Regions from separate parts of the Homo sapiens genome. Here region 1 is linked to region 2. A link is a loop called in an ENCODE intact Hi-C map of the cell type or tissue named here. Cell type or tissue: PC-9. All regions are shown on one strand. Links, peaks and the distances in the headings refer to the core of each region. The heading gives the core; the rest is flanking DNA.

Region 1 (8,335 bases), core at 36-8,035, 110 kb after region 2:
TGGAATTGGAAGAACTTGTCAAGTCATCTACAAAGAAAGAGGAAAATGAAGGAGAAACAGAAACAGAACCAGCAATATGGGTGTTATCAAAATTTGCCGAGTGTTTCAAATTGCACAGACATTAAAGGACAAAATTATGGAATTCAATCCTCAGATAGAACACAGCATTAAAACCACTCGTGTGGTCACCAAAGGATTACAACTTCTGCAGCCACACTTCTATGAATTAAAAAGAAAGAGGCCAGGCATAGTGGCTAACACCTGTAATCCTAGGACTTTGGGAGGCCGAGGTGGGCAGATCACTTGAGGCCCGGAGTTTGAGACCAGCCCGGCCATCGTGGTGAAATCCTGTCTCTACTAAAAATACAAAAATTCACCAGGCATGGTGGCGTGCACCTGTAATCCTAGCTACTTGGGAGGCTAAGGCAGAAGAATTGCTTGAACCCAAGAGGCAGAGGTTGCAGTGAGCCGAGATTGCGCCACTGCACTCCAGCCTGGGCGACAGAGACTCTGTCTCAAAAAAAAAAAAAAAAAAAAGAATTAAATAGAAAGAGATGGCCAGGTGCAGCGGCTCACGCTTGTAATCTCAGCACTTTGGGATGCTGAGGTAGGCGGGTCACTCGAGCTCACAGGTTTGAGACCAGCCTGGGCAACATGGTGAAACCTCATCTCTACAAAAAATGCAAAAAACTAGCTGGGTGTGGTGGCGCACACCTGCAGTCCCAGCTACTCAGGAGGCTGAGGTGGGAGGATCACCTGAGCCCAGGAGGTTGAGGCTGCAGTGAGCCATGATCACACCACTGCACTGAAACCTGGGCAACAGACTGAGATGCTATCTCAGAAAAAGAAAGAAAGAGACAACTTCCAGTAATAATGTTCTTCCAAAAGTTTTTGGCAAAAACGCAATTATCCAAGGACCCCCAATCATTGGTTGACATCGTCTGATCCTGATATCCAACCACTGACATCGTCATAGCTCAATGATCCAGGATCACCCAAAGCAGATGGTCCTCCTGACATCTCAGATGGTCAGTAGTAGCCTAACACTACCTCATAATGCCTGTGTCATTCACCTTACTTCATCTCATCACATAGGGATTTTGACATCACGCATAATCTCAAGAAGAAGGGTGAATACAGTACAGTAAGACATTTTGAGAGAGAGACCACATTCACAAAACTGAATACAGTATATTGTTATAATTGTCCCATTTTATTAATAGTTGTTATTAATCTCTTACTGTGCCTAATTTATAAATTAAACTTTATCATAGATGTATATATATAGAAAAAACACAGTATATATAAAGTTCAGTACTATTTATGTTTTCAGGCATCCACTTGCAGGTACACCTGAGGATAAAGGAGAACTATTGTATTTGAAAAACAACAATAATTAACATTGATGCACATTCTGTGATTGCACCATCGATGCACATTCTGGCATTGTGCAAAGTGCTGTACATATAATATCACATTTGGCCGGGGGCAGTGGCTCACGCCTGTAATCCCAGCACTTTGGGAGGCCAAGGCAGATGGATCATGAGGTCAGGAGTTCGAGACCAGCCTGGCCAACATGGTGAAACCCCGTCTCTACTAAAAATACAAAAATTAGCCAGGCATGGTGGTACGTGCCTGTAATCCCAGTGACTTGGGAGGCTGAGGCAGGAGAATCACTTGAACCCCAGAGGCAGAGTTTGCAGTGAGCTGAGATTGCGCCACTGCACTCCAGCCTGGGTGACAGAGCAAGACTTGGTCTCCAAAAAAAAAGAAAAAAAAACACATTTAATTATCATAAGCAGCCTAGGACAGATAATACTGTTCCTATTTTATAGGGGAGTAAACCAAGATTCAGAGAAATCAAGTGACTGACTGACTAGACCTGTCTTTGCAAATGTTCTTCCCTCTACCTGGAATGCCTTTCTACTCTTCATTCACCTAACAGATCCTTTGAAACCTAGCAGAAGCTAAGGGCCTTGGCACTGAACTTTGATAGCAAAGGTTCAAAACCCAGCCTTGACTACTTACTTGGGCAAGTTATTTCCCCTACTTTCTGTGCCTCCCTTCCTGCAAGTATAAACTGGAGATGATCGTAACAGGACCACCTGAAGCTTATGTGAGATATAGAATGTAAAGTACTTGCTGAGCATAGACTTGGCACCTAGCGGATGCTCAAAAATGTGTATTTTATTCTTAGGTATTCTGTCATCTTTATAGGCAATAAGAATTGAACCAGACTCAGAACTTTCAAAAGTGGCAGAAGCGTTGAGGACTTTTTTGCCTCTGCAATAAACAGACGCAGCTAATTGTGGTACCACATTTCATTGTTTTTCCATTGTCTTTGGTGTCAAGCATCACTTCTCTAGACTCTTAGTGGTGGATAAAAAGGGGGAAAAAATCACTTCTCCATCCATTAGCAGTGAGGCTGCTGTTAGTAGCCAGTAGTTGCCCCAAGCCTACCATTCTAATTTGCTGCTTCCAATCTTTTGCATGTGTTAACCTTGCATGAAAACAAAGAATAGCCGGCGCGGTGGCTCACGCCTGTAATCCCAGCACTTTGGGAGGCCGAGATGGGCGGATCACGAGGTCAGGAGATCGAGACCGTCCTGGCTAACACAGTGAAACCCCGTCTCTACTAAAAATACAAAAAAATTAGCCGGGCGTGGTTGCAGGCTCCTGTAGTCCCAGCTACTCGGGAGGCTGAGGCAGGAGAATGGCCTGAACCCAGGAGGCGGAGCTTGCAGTGAGCCGAGATCTCGCCACCGCACTACAGCCTGGGTGACAGAGCGAGACTCCGTCTCAAAAAAAAAACAAAAACAAAAACAAAGAATAAACCAATTCTAAATGAGGAGCTGAAATGCTCTCCCATGAAGAAAAATACAGCTTCTCAAAGGTATTTTTTATTCCTTCCTGTACTTTTCAAATATGTGAAGTTGCTCAGGATCAGAGTTTCAAATAAATGAGAGCTTAGCTGGACTTTTCCTCTATTAGTTTATATGTGAGTCTTATCTCCTCCCTCAGACTATGATTTACATTTGGACAAAAGCCATGAGTTGGATGTTGTTGTTGTTTTAATCAGCCACAACCTCCAACCCTGCACATACAGGCAGCCATTCCCAGAGGATGGTAGAGTTCATTTCACCCAATTTTGTGGTTGGAATAAGTTTTTCAAATGTGAGAGACATGCTAGAACTGTCAAGAATTCACAGGAGTATTGTTAAACATTAAGTCACATTTGTGTTTGTTCCGTAATTGAGACACTGCAATGTTTTAGCAAAGTAAAAGAGAAAAACAAAGAGGCTTCAGTCAAGCCACCTCATGGGTGCAGCAGCCCCTCCACATCTAAGCAGTCTGCCTCATCACCTCTTATCTAAGTCAAGTTGCTCCCAGGTACATAGGTAGCAAAACACTTGCTGGGTTGGAGCCATTACCCAAAGGATATATGAACAGGAAGATGCTGTGGACCTCACCACCATCAGTTTCATACAGCTGTGTGGTAAACTGAGGGTGATAACAGAGCCCCTCATGTTCTAACTCTGGGAGCCCAGAAAAATATCTTGGGGATATGACAGCAGAAGCCTCAGATTTAATCTTGAGTACTGTATTAGTCTGTTTTCATGCTTCTGATAAAGGCATACCCAAGACTGGGCAATCTACAAAAAGAAAGAGGTTTAATTGGACTTATAGTTCCATATGGCAGGGGAAGCCTCACAATCATGGCAGAAGTCAAGGAAGAGTAAGTCCCGTCTTACATGGATAGCAACGGGCAAAGAGAGAATGAGAGCCAAGAGAAAGGGGTTTCTCCTTATAAAACCACCAGATCTCATGACACTTATTCACTACCACAAGAACAGTATGGGAGAAACCGCTGCCATGATTTAATTATCTCGTACCAGGTCCCTCCCACAACAATGGGAATTATGGGAGATATAATTCAAGATGAGATTTGAGTGGGGACACAGCCAAACTATATCAAGTACCAACTACAAGCAATTAGTGTTGGCCACCTGGACCGCTGGGTTGAAAAGAATTTTGAGGCTGCATCAGAAGTTCTTGTAAAAAAAAGTGCCAAGATTGGCCCGGCATGGCGACTCACACCTGTAATCTCAGCACTTTGGGAGGCCAAGATGGGAAGATTGCTTGAACCCAGGAGTTTGAGACCAGCCTGGGCGACATAGGGACACTCAGTCTCAAGAAATAATTAAAAATTACCTGGGCATGGTGGCACACACCTATGGTCCCAGTTATTCGAGAGGCTGAGGCAGGAGGATCACTTGAGCCCAGGAGGTTGAGGCTGCAGTGAGCTGTGAACATGCAACTGCCCTCCAGCCTGAGTGACAGAGTGAGACACTGTCTCAAAAAAAGAAAAAAAAGTGCTCAAGATGGATTTGTGATGTCTACCCAGGGTATGGGATGGGAAGTGGTGACACATGGGCAAAGTAGCTGCCATCCTGGCTGAGAATTCAGCTGCCATAAATAGAGATTCACAGAGTGGACTGGCTCAATACTGGAGAGCCCTGGGCTTTGCTGGCCTGTATTTTTCTGGTCTCTCAGACAAATGCACAGCCTTTTCAAACTTTGACCAACTCGTATTAACTTATTCAAAACTGTGTGAAAAAGAATGAGCCACTGATACATGCAAGAATTTGGATGACTCACAGATATTATGCTGAGTGAAAGAAACCAGATACAAAAGCTTGTATGACTCCATATATACGAAGCTCAAAAACAGGCAAAACTAATCCATGGTGTTAGGAATCAGAATAATGGTTACCTCCAGGGAGGTACAGACCAGGAAGAGGACCCTTACAAGGTGCTAACAGGTTCAATAGCAGGATCCAGAGGTGTTCACATGGCTGTATACAAATTAATCAGTTTTTATACTTAAGACGATTGCCCTTTATGTATCTTATGTACTTTATTAAACATGTTATATTACAATTTAAAACAACATCTCCAGGCTGGGCATGGTGGCTCATGCCTGTAATCCTAGCACTTTGAGAGGCCGAGGTGGATGGATCACTTGAGCTCAGGAGTTCGAGACCAGCCTGGCCAACATGGTGAAACCCCAAGTCTACTTAAAAAATGCGAAAATGAGCCAAGCATGGTGGTGCACACCTGTAATCCCAGCCACTCAGGAGGCTGAGGCAGGAGAATCACTTGAACCCAGGAAGTGGAGGTTGCAGTGAGCCGAGATCATGCCACTGCACTCCAGCCGGGGCGACATAGCAAGACTCCATCTCAAAAATAAGTAAATAAGTAAATAAATAAATAAATAAATAAATAACATCTCTAGCTGGGCATGGCAGCTCATGCCTGTAATCTCAGCACTTTGGGAAACCAAGGTGGGAGGATTGCTTGAGGCCACAGTTCAACACCATCCTGGGCAACATAGTGAGATCTCTTCTCTAGAAAAAAATTTAAAAATTAGCCAGGCATGGTGGTGCAAGCCTGTAGTCTGGGCTACTTGGGAAGCTGAGGTGGAAAAATTGCTTGGGCCCAGGAGTTCAAAGCTACAGTGAGCTATGATGACGCCAATGCACTCCAGCCTGGGCAACAGAGGGAGACCCTGTCTCAAAAAAGAAACGAACAACAACAACAAAAATACACACACAAAGTATCTCTAATAAGAGCAGCAACAGAAGAATAGTTTTTATTTGCAAAGTGCCTTTGCACACAAAAATCCCATCTTATCTCCATCATCCCTCTAAGCCCCATGAAGTAAGCATTACTATCCACCTCCATTTTACAGTTGAGGAAACTGAGGCCCAAAGAAGTAGGAATTGACTAAAGTCACATGGTTAAAGATACCCAGCCATATATTTGTAACCTTCTTTGAAAACATTAATTATGAAATGAGGCCGGGCACGGTGGCTCACGCCTGTAATCCCAGCACTTTGGGAGGCCGAGATGGGCGGATCACCTGACGACAGGAGTTTGAGACCAGCCTCAACATGGAGAAACCCCATCTCTACTAAAAATACAAAATTAGCCAGGCGTGGTGGTGCATGCCTGTAATCCCAGCTACTCGGGAGGCTGAGGCAGGAGAATTGCTTGAACCTGGGAGGCGGAGGTTGCGGTGAGCCGAGATCACACCATCACACTCCAGTCTGGGCAACAAGAGTGAAACTCTGTCCCAAAAAATCAAAAAAATTATGAAATAAAACCTTAATTATGAAACTTGGTCTCACATAATTATACCAAATTAAATACAGAGGACTTCGCTGATTTTTAGTTGTAAAAAAGAGTTCATCCAACATTCTCTCCTGATTAAACAAAAAACAAACAAACAAAAAAACAAAACCTGAAACACTCAGCCAACTAGGAAGAGGAGAGAACTTCTCAACCTGGTAAAAGGCATCTGTGCAAAACCCACAGCTAACATCACACTTAATGGTGAAGACAAAGGCCGAAAGCTTTCCCCCTAAGATCAGGAATAAGATAAGGATGCCTACTCTCATCACTTCCAATCAACATTGTACTGAAAGTTCTTGCCAGGGCAATTAAGCAAGAAAAATAAATAAAAGGCATCCAGATTGGAAAAGCAGAGGTAAAACTATTTCTATTTGTAGATGACATGATCTCATATAGAGAAAAACCTAAAGAATACACAGAAAGCTATTAGAACTAAAATGAGTTCAGCAAAGTTCAACAATATCAACACACAAAAATCAGTTGTATTTCTGTACATTAGCAACGAGCAATATGAAAATGATATTAAGAATCATTTCCATTTACAATAGCATCAAAAATAATAAAACATTTAGCAATAAATTTAACCACGGAAAGGAAAGGCTTGTCCTCTGAAAAGTACCAAACCTTGTTGAAAGAAATCAAGGAAGACATAAATAAATGGAAACACATTCCATGTCCATGGATTAGAAGACTTAATTGTTAAGACAGCAACACTCTCCAAATTGCTCAACAGATTCAATACAAGTCTTTCAAAATCTGAGCTGCATTTTTTGCAGAAATGGACAAGTTTATCCCACACCTCATATGGAATCGCAAGAGACCCTGAATAGTCAAAACAATATTCAAAAAGAAAAATAAAGTTGAAAGATTCGCATGTCCTGATTTCAAAACTTACTGCAAAGCTACAATAAAGAAGTTTATCGATCAATTGAATAGAGTCAAGAGTACAAAAATAAACCTATACATCTATAGTCAATTGATTTTCAACAAGTGTGCTAAGACCATTAAATGGGGGAAGCATAGTCTTTTCAACAAATGGTGCTAAGACAGCTGGGTATCCAAATGCAAAGGAATGAGGCCAGGCCCTGTGGCTCATGCCTGTAATCCCAGCACGTTGGGAGGCCAAGGCAGGAGGATCGCAGGAGCCCAGGAGTTCAAGACCAGCCTAGGTAACATAGTGACACCCCAGCTATACAAAATAATAATAATAATAAATAAAATTAGCCGGGCATGGTGGTGTGTGCCTGTAGTCTCAGTTACTCAGGAGGCTAAGGTGGAAGGATCACTTGAGCCCAGGAGTTCGAGGCTGCAGTGAGCTGTGATTTCATCACTCTACTCCAGCCTGGGTGACAAAGTGAGACCCTGTCACCCAGGCTGACCCTATATGAAATGTCCAAAATAGTCAAATCCATAGAGATAGAAAGCAGATTAGTGGTTGCCAGGGTCCAGAGAGGGGGAAAAAGGAGAATGACTGCTTAATGGGTACAGGGTTTCTTTTTGGGATGACGAAAATGTTATGTAACTAGATTGTGGCGATGGTTACACAATATTGTGAATGTAATAAAAAAGAGCTGCATTGTATACTTTAGTTAAAATGGTGAGGTTTTTTTTTTTTTTTTTTTGGTAGATGGAGTCTCACTCTGTTGCCCAGGCTGGAGTGGAGTGGTGCAATCTTGGCTCACTGCAACCTCTGCCTCCCAGGTTCAAGCAATTATCCTGCCTCAGCCTCCTGAGTAGCTGAGATTACAGGTATTGCCACCACACCTGGCTAATTTTTTGCATTTTTAGTAGAGATGGGGTTTCCCTATGTTGGCCAGGGTGGTCTCAAACTCCTGACCTCAGGTGATCCGCCCGCCTCAGCATCCCAAAGTCCTGGGATTACAGGCATCAGCCACCGCACCCGACCAAAATGGTGAATTTTATGTCATGTGAATTTTATCTCAATTTTTATTTTTATTGTTTGAGACAAAGAGTCTCGCTTTGTTGCCCAGGCTGGAGTGCAGTGGCACAATCTCGGCTCACAGCAACCTCTACCACCCAGTTTCAAGTGCCCACCACTACACCTGGCTAATTTTTGTATTTTCAGTGGAGACAGGGTTTCCCCATTTTGGCCAGGCTGGTCTCGAACTCCTGACCTCAG
Region 2 (8,335 bases), core at 39-8,038:
CCTTTTCTGGAGGTGGCCCATGGGAAAACCTGAGGAATAAGCATTCAAGATAAGGAAGCCGCAAGGTCACTGGCTTCAAGGTGGGGCATCTGGGCATGTCTGAGCAACAGCACGGATACCAGGATAGCTGGAGTGGGAGAGTAGAAGAGGCCAGGGGGACTGTCAGGAGCTGGCCAACCCTATGGGCCACATAAGGATTCGGGTTTTATTCTAAGCATGATATGAGCCATTGGAAAGTGGAAGCAAAGAAATGGCATGACCCAACTGACCTGATTTTTTAAAACTGAGGCTACCTATTGGAATGTGGGGGGGGGGGAAACTGACAGTAGGAGAAACGGCTGCAGTGCTGAGTGGAGAGGCAGGACCTGGAGCACAAGCAGGGGCTGGGTGGGCACCGTGGCTGGGATCGCCACCATCAAGGCAGTAAAGCGCAAGAGCCAGGTTCAGCAGCAGCAGGCAGATGATGCAGAGGAGAGAGCTAAGCGCCTCCAGCGGGGAGTAGAGGGAGCAAGGTGGGCCCGGAACAGGCTGAGGCCAAGGTGGCCTCCTTGAACCATAGGATCCAGCTGGTTGAAAAGGAGCTGGACAGTGCTCAGGCGTGCCTGGCCACTGCTCTGCAAAAGCTGGAAGAAGTGGTAAAAGCTGCTGATTGAGAGTGGGAGAGGTAGGAAGGTTATTGAAAATCGAGCCTTAAAAGATGAAGAAAAGGCTGGGCGCGATGGCTCATGCCTGTAATCCTAGCACTTTGGGAGGCCGAAGTGGGTGGATCACCTGAGGTCAGGAGTTCAAGACCAGCCTGGCCAACACGGTAAAACTACTAAAAATACAAAAATTAGTCGGGTATGGTGGTGCGCACCTGTAATCCCAGCTACCCGGGAGGCTGAGGCAGGAGAATCACTTGAACCCAGAGGGCAAAGGTTGCAGTGAGCTGAGATTGCACCACTGCACTCCAGTGGGTGACAGAGGGAGACTCTGTCTCAAAAAAAAAAAAAAAAAGATGAAACTCCAGGAAATCCAACTCAAAGAAGCTAAGCACATTGCAGAAGATAGGTAGGAAGCATGAAGATGGGGCTCGGCTCATAAGTTGGTGGTTGTTGAAGGAAACTTGGGACGCAGAGAGGAACAACCTGAGCTGGCAGAGTCCTGTGGCTGAGAGATGGAGGAGCAGATCAGATCGATGGACCAGAACCTGAAGTGGCTGAGTGCTGCCGAAGAAAAGGACTCTCAAAAAGAAGACAGATATGAGGAAGCAACTGAGATTCTTACTGATAAACGCAAGGAGGCAGAGACCCGGGCTGAGTTTGCCGAGAGATCGGTAGCCAAGCTGGAAGAGACAATTGATGACTTGGAAGATAAACTGAAATGCACCAAGGAGGAGCACCTCTGTACACAAAGGATGCCAGACCAGACCTGCTTAACTGAATGAGATGCAGAGCACCCCAGTCCCACCTTGCCACTGCTCCTCCCTCTGACCCCAACTCCAACTAGGCCAGCCTGCCCAAAGCTGCCCTTTAACTGAGGGTTGATCTTTAACTGGAAGGCTGCTTTCTCCTTTCACCACCCCTACCTCCCCCACGTGTCTTTTTTGCCAAACTGTCTCTGCCTCTTCCCAGAGATTCCAGCTGCGCTAGAGGCTGAGCACCTTTGGGAACAACATTTAAGCGAATGTGAGTGCAACACATAATGTCTTTAAAAGCATGTTGTGTTGTATACATTTAGTAATTACCTTTTTTGTTGTTTTATAGCAACCATTTGTAAAACATTCCAAATAGTTCCACAGCTCTGAAGCAGCAATCTAATCCCTTTCTCCCTTTTGGAAGGTGACTGTTTAGCTTACTGTATATTGCTTTCTCTAGAAAAAAGGGAAAAAGGTATGAGCCTGCCTTACTGAGAACCAAACAGAGCCCGGGGAAAGACTCCACTCTGGGAAATCATAGCTTTGCACAAAGTACCAGCCAAACCAGAAAGGTGATTCCAGGAGTTAGCCCAAAAACAACAGCAACAAAAAATGTGCTGTTCAGGTTTTCAGCTTTAAGATATCTTTGGACAAAGTTATTTTTACTTTTTTGTTTTTTCATTAGAAGTGACCAAATTAAGCCAGGCGCAGTGGCTCACGCCTGTAATCCCAGCACTTTGGGAGGCTGAGGCAGGCGGATCACTTGAGGTCAGGAGTTCAAGACCAGCCTGGCCAACATGGTGAAACCCTGTCTCTACTAAAAATACAAAAATTAGCCAGGCATGGTGGTGGGCGTCTGCAGTCCCAGCTATTCAGGAGGCTGAGGCAGGAGAATCACTTGAACCTGGGAGGCGGAGGTTGCAGTGAGCCAAGATCGCGCCACTGCACTTCAGCCTGGGCGACACAGCAAGACTCCATCTGGGACAAAAAAAAAAAAAAAAAAGAAGTGACCAAATTAAGACGGTGAGACCTCTGAGACCAAATTTCTGTCCCATCTCCACCCCATTCCCAGCCGCTTACAGAGTGGATCATGTGCCCCTTACATTGAGGTGACCACTTGATTGCTCTCCTGCCTCCTTGAAAGAAAGAAGATTATGTTTTTGCCACTGATTTAGCCACATGAAACTCATCTCATCACCCTTTTCTGGGTTTGAAGCTGCTGTCTCTAAAAGTGCCATGTCATTGTGCTTTGTATCAGTCAGTGAGAAATCTTGAATAGCTTGTGTACAAAACTTTTTAAATGTCATATTATTTTGAAACTTTGCTTCTTTGGGTTTCTGGCACCCTGGCTACCCCCTCTGGCTGTGAGAGCTCTCCACAGTCTGTAGGCTGGCAGGTTGCTGATCTTTTAAAGTTTCTTTCCCTACCTAATCCCCACTTTTTGGTAAAGTTTCTAGGAGGTCTGTTAGGCGTACAAACTGCAGCTTATTGGCTTACAATGTACTCTCCTTTGATGCCTCTTTGACGACAACTGGGAGAAAAAGAAATCAATAGTGCAACTGTTTTGATACTGAAGACTGATGAGTGTCTTTTTGAAATAAAGAACCAGGCCACGCATGATCGCTCATGCCTATAATCTCTGCACTTTGGGAGGCCAAAGCAAGTGGATCACTTGGGGCCAGGAGTTTGAGACCAGCCTGGCCAACATGGTGAAACCCCATCTCTACTAAACAAAATGCAAAGAAATTGGCCAGGCATGGTGGCACATACCTGTAATCCCAGCTACTCAGGAGGCTGAGGCAGGAGAATTGCTTAAACCTGGGAGGCGGAGGTTACAGTGAGCCGAGATTGCACCATTGCCCTCCAGCCTGGGCGATAGAGCAAGACCCTGTCTCAAAAAAAAAAAAAAAAAAAAAAAAGAAAGAAAGAAATTAAGAACCAGTCCCTCCAAAAAAAGACCCAAACAAACAAGCAAACAAACCCTGACTGTACAGCACTGGTGAGGATGTCAAGCAATAAGAACTCTCACACATTGCTGGTGGGAAGGCCAAATAGTTCAACTTCTCCGGAAAACACTTGGCAGTTCCTTACAAAGATAAATATACACTTAACAAACTACCCAGAAATCTCTTTGGCATTTACTCAAGTGAAACAAAAGCCTATGTTGAACCAAAAAACATATGAAAATGTTCATATCAGCTTTAATTATAATCATGAAAAACTGGAAACCCCAAATGTTTCCCCATTGAGGAATGGTTAAACTGTAGTCGAGCTATACAATGTAACCCTATTCAGCAATAAAAAAAAGGATGTCTACCTTAAGTAAACAGGAGAGAGACCTGCTCTCCAGAACAGTTGCCCTCCAGGACAAGCAATTGATACATACAAAAACTTGGATAAACTTCAAATATATTGTGTTACTTAAAACAAAGAGTTTATTTGGGAATAGCAGGAGCGATATGCATGCTCTGGTGAACCACAGGCATATCCAAAGGAGTTTCCTTTTATAGACAAAAGGAAAAGTTCACAAAAGCTGCTTTGAAACAAGGACCATTGGTTACAGGGGCCTCCTGCAATAGTTGGCATCCACTCATTGGTGAAGGCAGCCATTGTTAGTCAAGTGTTCTTGTGCAAGAGGCTTATCTGAAATTTTTGAAATTGTTGTGGTTTTCAGAGAGTCCTTACAATCATTCCAGTCATAGGCATATGTGCACGAGAGCCCTTCCTTCAAGGCCCATGGGCTCCATTTTGTTCGGGGTCAACATAAGTGACTCCATTTTGATTACTGAAAACGTCCACAAGGACCAGCAATGGATACGTGCAAAAATGTGGATGAATCTCAAAGGTATCGTGTTACCTAAAAGAAGCCAAAGCTACTGTGTGATTTCATTTATATGGCATTCTGGAAAAGGCACAACTATGGTGATGAAGAACAGATCAGTGGTTGCCAGGGGATCAGGGTGAAGGGAAGGTTTGGTTACAGAGGGCCCTGGCCACATGACAGAATCTGCTTCTATATCTTGATTGTGATTGTGGTTTCTGATTCTATGCATTTTTCAAGACTCCTAGAACTACACACCAAAAAGAGTGACTCTCCGCTGCATGAAGTGGCTCTTGCCTTTAATCCCAACATTTTGGGAGGCTGAGGTGGGAGGATTGGGATCTCTAGAGCCCAGGAGTTCGAGACCACCCTGGGCAAAATAATGAGACTGCTTCGCTACAAAAAAATAAATTAGTCGGGCATGGTGGTGTGCATCGGTACTCCAGCTACTCAGGAGGCTAAGGTGGAAGCATTGCTTAAGGCTGCAGTGAGCTGTGATCACGCCATTGCACTCCAGCCTGGACAACAGAGCAAGATCCTGTCTCAAAAAAAAAAAAAAAGTGACTCTTACTATCTCCAAGTAAGTTTAAAAATAATTTTTAAATGTAAAAAATAAAAAATAGGTTATACTTTCCTATTGAAAATCAGACCACCTGCAAGTCTGGAGCATTGTTGATTTAGGGCATGCAAGGATGCTGGTCCAGGCCCTCCCAAGCATGAGCTAGCAAAAGTGCTGCACACTCACAGCCTGCTTTTCCTCTGGGCATTACTTTTGCCATAGCCTGCTGATCCCCAGGACAGGGGGACTGGCTTAGCAGCAAACCAAAGACAACGATTCCTGGGCAAGTGATTTATGAAGTGCTCCTAGGAGAAACTGGCAGGAGTGGGGGAAGAAGATAGGAAAGAGAAAAAGCCAAGCAAGAGTGCACTAGCAGATAGCGTCCCAGCCTCAATCTGATCCCACTGGGAGCCGAGGAATGTAAATTACAGCTCGGTTTGTGCCTGGAGGCAAAGGAGCTGGACTCATGCTCTTGTGTATCTGCCCATCTATGGCCAAGGGCCACCCGGCGGGGAAGTAAACTGCAGGCACTTCCAGGTCCTTGTGCTGTGCAGCCAGTGGCTCCAGGAGCCCAAGGGCAATCCTCTGAAGAAAAATCTCACATGGAAGCTGTCAGATGAAAACACCTGGAACCTGGGCAAACAGAAATGCTAAGAGGATCCGAGGGCAGCTGGGTAGAGCTCCAACAGTGCCCGCTCCACCAACTGTGGCTCATCCGCCGGACGTTTACTCCCAAAGCTCCTCCATGGGTCAAACCCAAAGGGCTGGGAAAGGTGGGCCCTGCCCCCAGCTCCTGCAGGAAACAGGAGATCAGGGGCACGAAGTCTTATCAGTAGTTGGATCCAAAGGGATGAAGTGGGAATGAGGTGAGAGGGTCTAAAGTATTTCCTGGAGACAGGCTTGGGGATCCCGGGAGCTTATCCTAACTTAATGCTGACCTCTCGGCCACATGAGGTTCCAGGGAATGAAACAGAGTTAAAGGTGGCAGCATGTGGCTCTTTACCCCAGACATGAAGGCAGTTAACTTGAGACCATAGCCCCCTGTTTATGTTCTAAAAGTTGCACTCATGGAAAGAGTGTACCCACGGGAGCAGGCAAGAGAAGAAAGCTTGAATCCCACGTACTGGTTCATGGACTGGTGCCTGTGCCCATGGTCCCCAGCAAGAATGTCCTGAGGTGGCCAATTATCCGTCGCAAGGAAGGCTGTCCTTTACTTTGGGATTATCTCTAACCTTTAGTTTTGAGGTGCAAGTTACCTATGGTTTCTGAAATGGTGGTGATACTAAATGGGGATCATGTTGTTTGTTTGCTATATATTACCTTTTTTTGGCAAAATAAAACAATAGCAGCTCTGCCTTGGAACATTAAATATGGGATGAAGGAAATTCAACCACCCGTGGAATACAGAATTGGGTACCTCTGGTGAGACGGGGATGTCAGTTTCTCTGCCTCACCTCAAGCTCTGGAGAGGGGCGTCCTGGGAACCACGCGACCTCCCACAGCTACCATTACAGTTGATGGAGCTAGAGATGGTCACCTGACTAGACACAGTGAATTCATTGGTTGATCAACAACCAATTAGAGCCAGGCATGGTGGCTCATACCTGTAATCCCAGAACTTTGGGAGGCCAAGGTGGGCGGATCACTTGAGGTCAGGAGTTCAAGACCAGCCTGGCCAACTAGTTGAAACCCTGTCTCCACTAAAAATACAAAAATTAGCCAGGTATGGTGGCACGCACCTGTAATCCCAGCTACTCAGGAGGCTGAGGCAAGAGAATCACTTGAACCTGGGAGGCAGAGGTTGCAGTGAGCTGAGATTGTGCCACTGTACTCCAGCCTTGGTGACAGAGTAAGACTCCATCTCAAAAAACAAACAAACAAAAACAACAACAACAAAAAATTGGATACTCTCAAAAAAATTTTTTTAAGGTGAGGATTATTCGAGTTGCAAAATCATAGAGATTGGCAGTTCCCCCAAATCCGGTAAGCACACTACTCCCAAATCTGTGTTTTGTAGGTTTGTATGCAAACTCAGGGGCTGACACCCTGTGGGACCCTGTGAAGCAGCCTAGCTTGTAGTCTGCAGAGAGAGGCAGGACAGTGACTTCCAGGGGCACTGAAGGGCAGGGCTGGCATTTGTCCTAAAGCCCCTATGAACTGTGTTTTTCTCTCTTGGTTTCTTCCTTTCTTTTCTTTTCTTTTTCTTTTTCTTCTTTTTCTTTTTTTTCTGAGACAGGATCTTGCTCTGTCACCCAGGCTGGAGTGCAGTGGTGTGATCATAGTTCACTGCAGCCTCGAACTCTTGGGCTCAGGTGATCTTCTTGCCTCAGCCTCTCAAGTAGCTGAGAGTACAATCACACACCACCACACCCAGCTAATTTTTTTTAAAACAATTTTTTTATAGAGACAGGGTCTTGCTATGTTGCCCAGGCTGGTCTTGAACTAGTGGCCGCAAGTAATCCTCCTGCCTCAGCCTTCCAAGGTGCTGAGATTATAGGCATGAGTCACCACATCTGGATCCATCCTGGTTTCTGTGACCTTAGTAAGCCCCTTCATTTTAACCACTGAGTGGGAACCTGTCCCTTGCAACAAGAAAACAAAACAAACCAGCCTAACCAAATTCATCCTAAAGGAAACCAGAGGTGTGAAGATTGTTGAGACACCCAAAATATTTTCAGTGAAAATGTAGGATTTTGCTAACTTAAGAAAAACAAATTTGGCTGGGCATGGTGGCTCACACCTGTAATCCCAGCACTTTGGGAGGCCAAGGCGGGCAGAACACCAGAGGTCGGGAGTTCAACACCAGCCTGGTCAACATGGTGAAACCCCATCACTACTAAAAATACAAAAGTTAGCCGGGCATGGTGGTGGGCACCTGTAATCCCAGCTACTTGGGAGGCTGAGGCAGGAGAATTGCTTGAACCCGGGAGGTGAGGTTGCAGCAAGCTGAGATCACACCACTGCACTCCAGCCTAGGTGACAGAGCCAGACTCTGTCTCAAAAAAAAAAATTAATAAAAACAAATTCACCAACTGGTTTGGCATGTGTTTCCTCTGGGCTCAGGTTCCCAAGCCCATTCTCTGAAGGTCTGGGCTCTGGATGCTCATCTCCCAGTAGCAAAGTCAGGTGGTTCCTCTGTAAAGAGAACCCAGAGCTAATTCAACTTGAAACCAATTATAAATGCTGAGGCCTGGGGATATAGCAGTCAAACAATGTATGTTCTAATTCCAGATCAGACTAGCTGTGTTAACCTCGGGAAAGTTGCTTTACGTCTCTGAGCCTCAGCTTTCTCATCCATAAATGGGACTGATAATCAATCTCCTTCTCAGGGTTGTTATAAGAAGGCTGAAAAGAATCTAGCTTAGGCTTTCATTTAATTGTTTAAGAATTATTTGTTCCTGTTCTGGTCCCCACACTTTAGGAAGGACATGAAAGAATGAAAGCTTTTTCCATGGGTGATGAGGCTGGTGGGGGCACCCAAAACTATTTCGTGCATAATTGATTTACTATTTGGGTAAAGAAAAAAGAAGATCCACAGAGATCCTTCCCTCAAAATGTA

What was found. Peaks named below come from ENCODE experiments on the same cell type or tissue, not always from the same donor. Only the 100,000 strongest peaks of a DNase experiment are listed, where the experiment ranks them.
Region 1: it touches region 2 in a loop (13-fold over the local background); 11 of 110 quality-filtered maps call a loop at or near these places.

The regions. Positions count from the first base shown.
Region 1 is chr20:33,800,354-33,808,688 of GRCh38, reverse strand. All of the region lies in intron 1 of ZNF341-AS1 (ZNF341 antisense RNA 1), which reads left to right. Among named protein-coding and RNA genes, the nearest start is that of ZNF341-AS1, 6.6 kb to the left of the region's middle. In PC-9, for the core only: no CTCF peak of the experiment used is centred there; a DNase peak (open chromatin) is centred at 4,638; H3K27ac peaks cover 1,340 bases.
Region 2 is chr20:33,905,418-33,913,752 of GRCh38, reverse strand. It overlaps the pseudogene TPM3P2. Among named protein-coding and RNA genes, the nearest start is that of RALY, 84 kb to the left of the region's middle. RefSeq lists an enhancer at 5,425-5,926. In PC-9, for the core only: no CTCF peak of the experiment used is centred there; DNase peaks (open chromatin) are centred at 4,012 and 5,242; H3K27ac peaks cover 2,542 bases.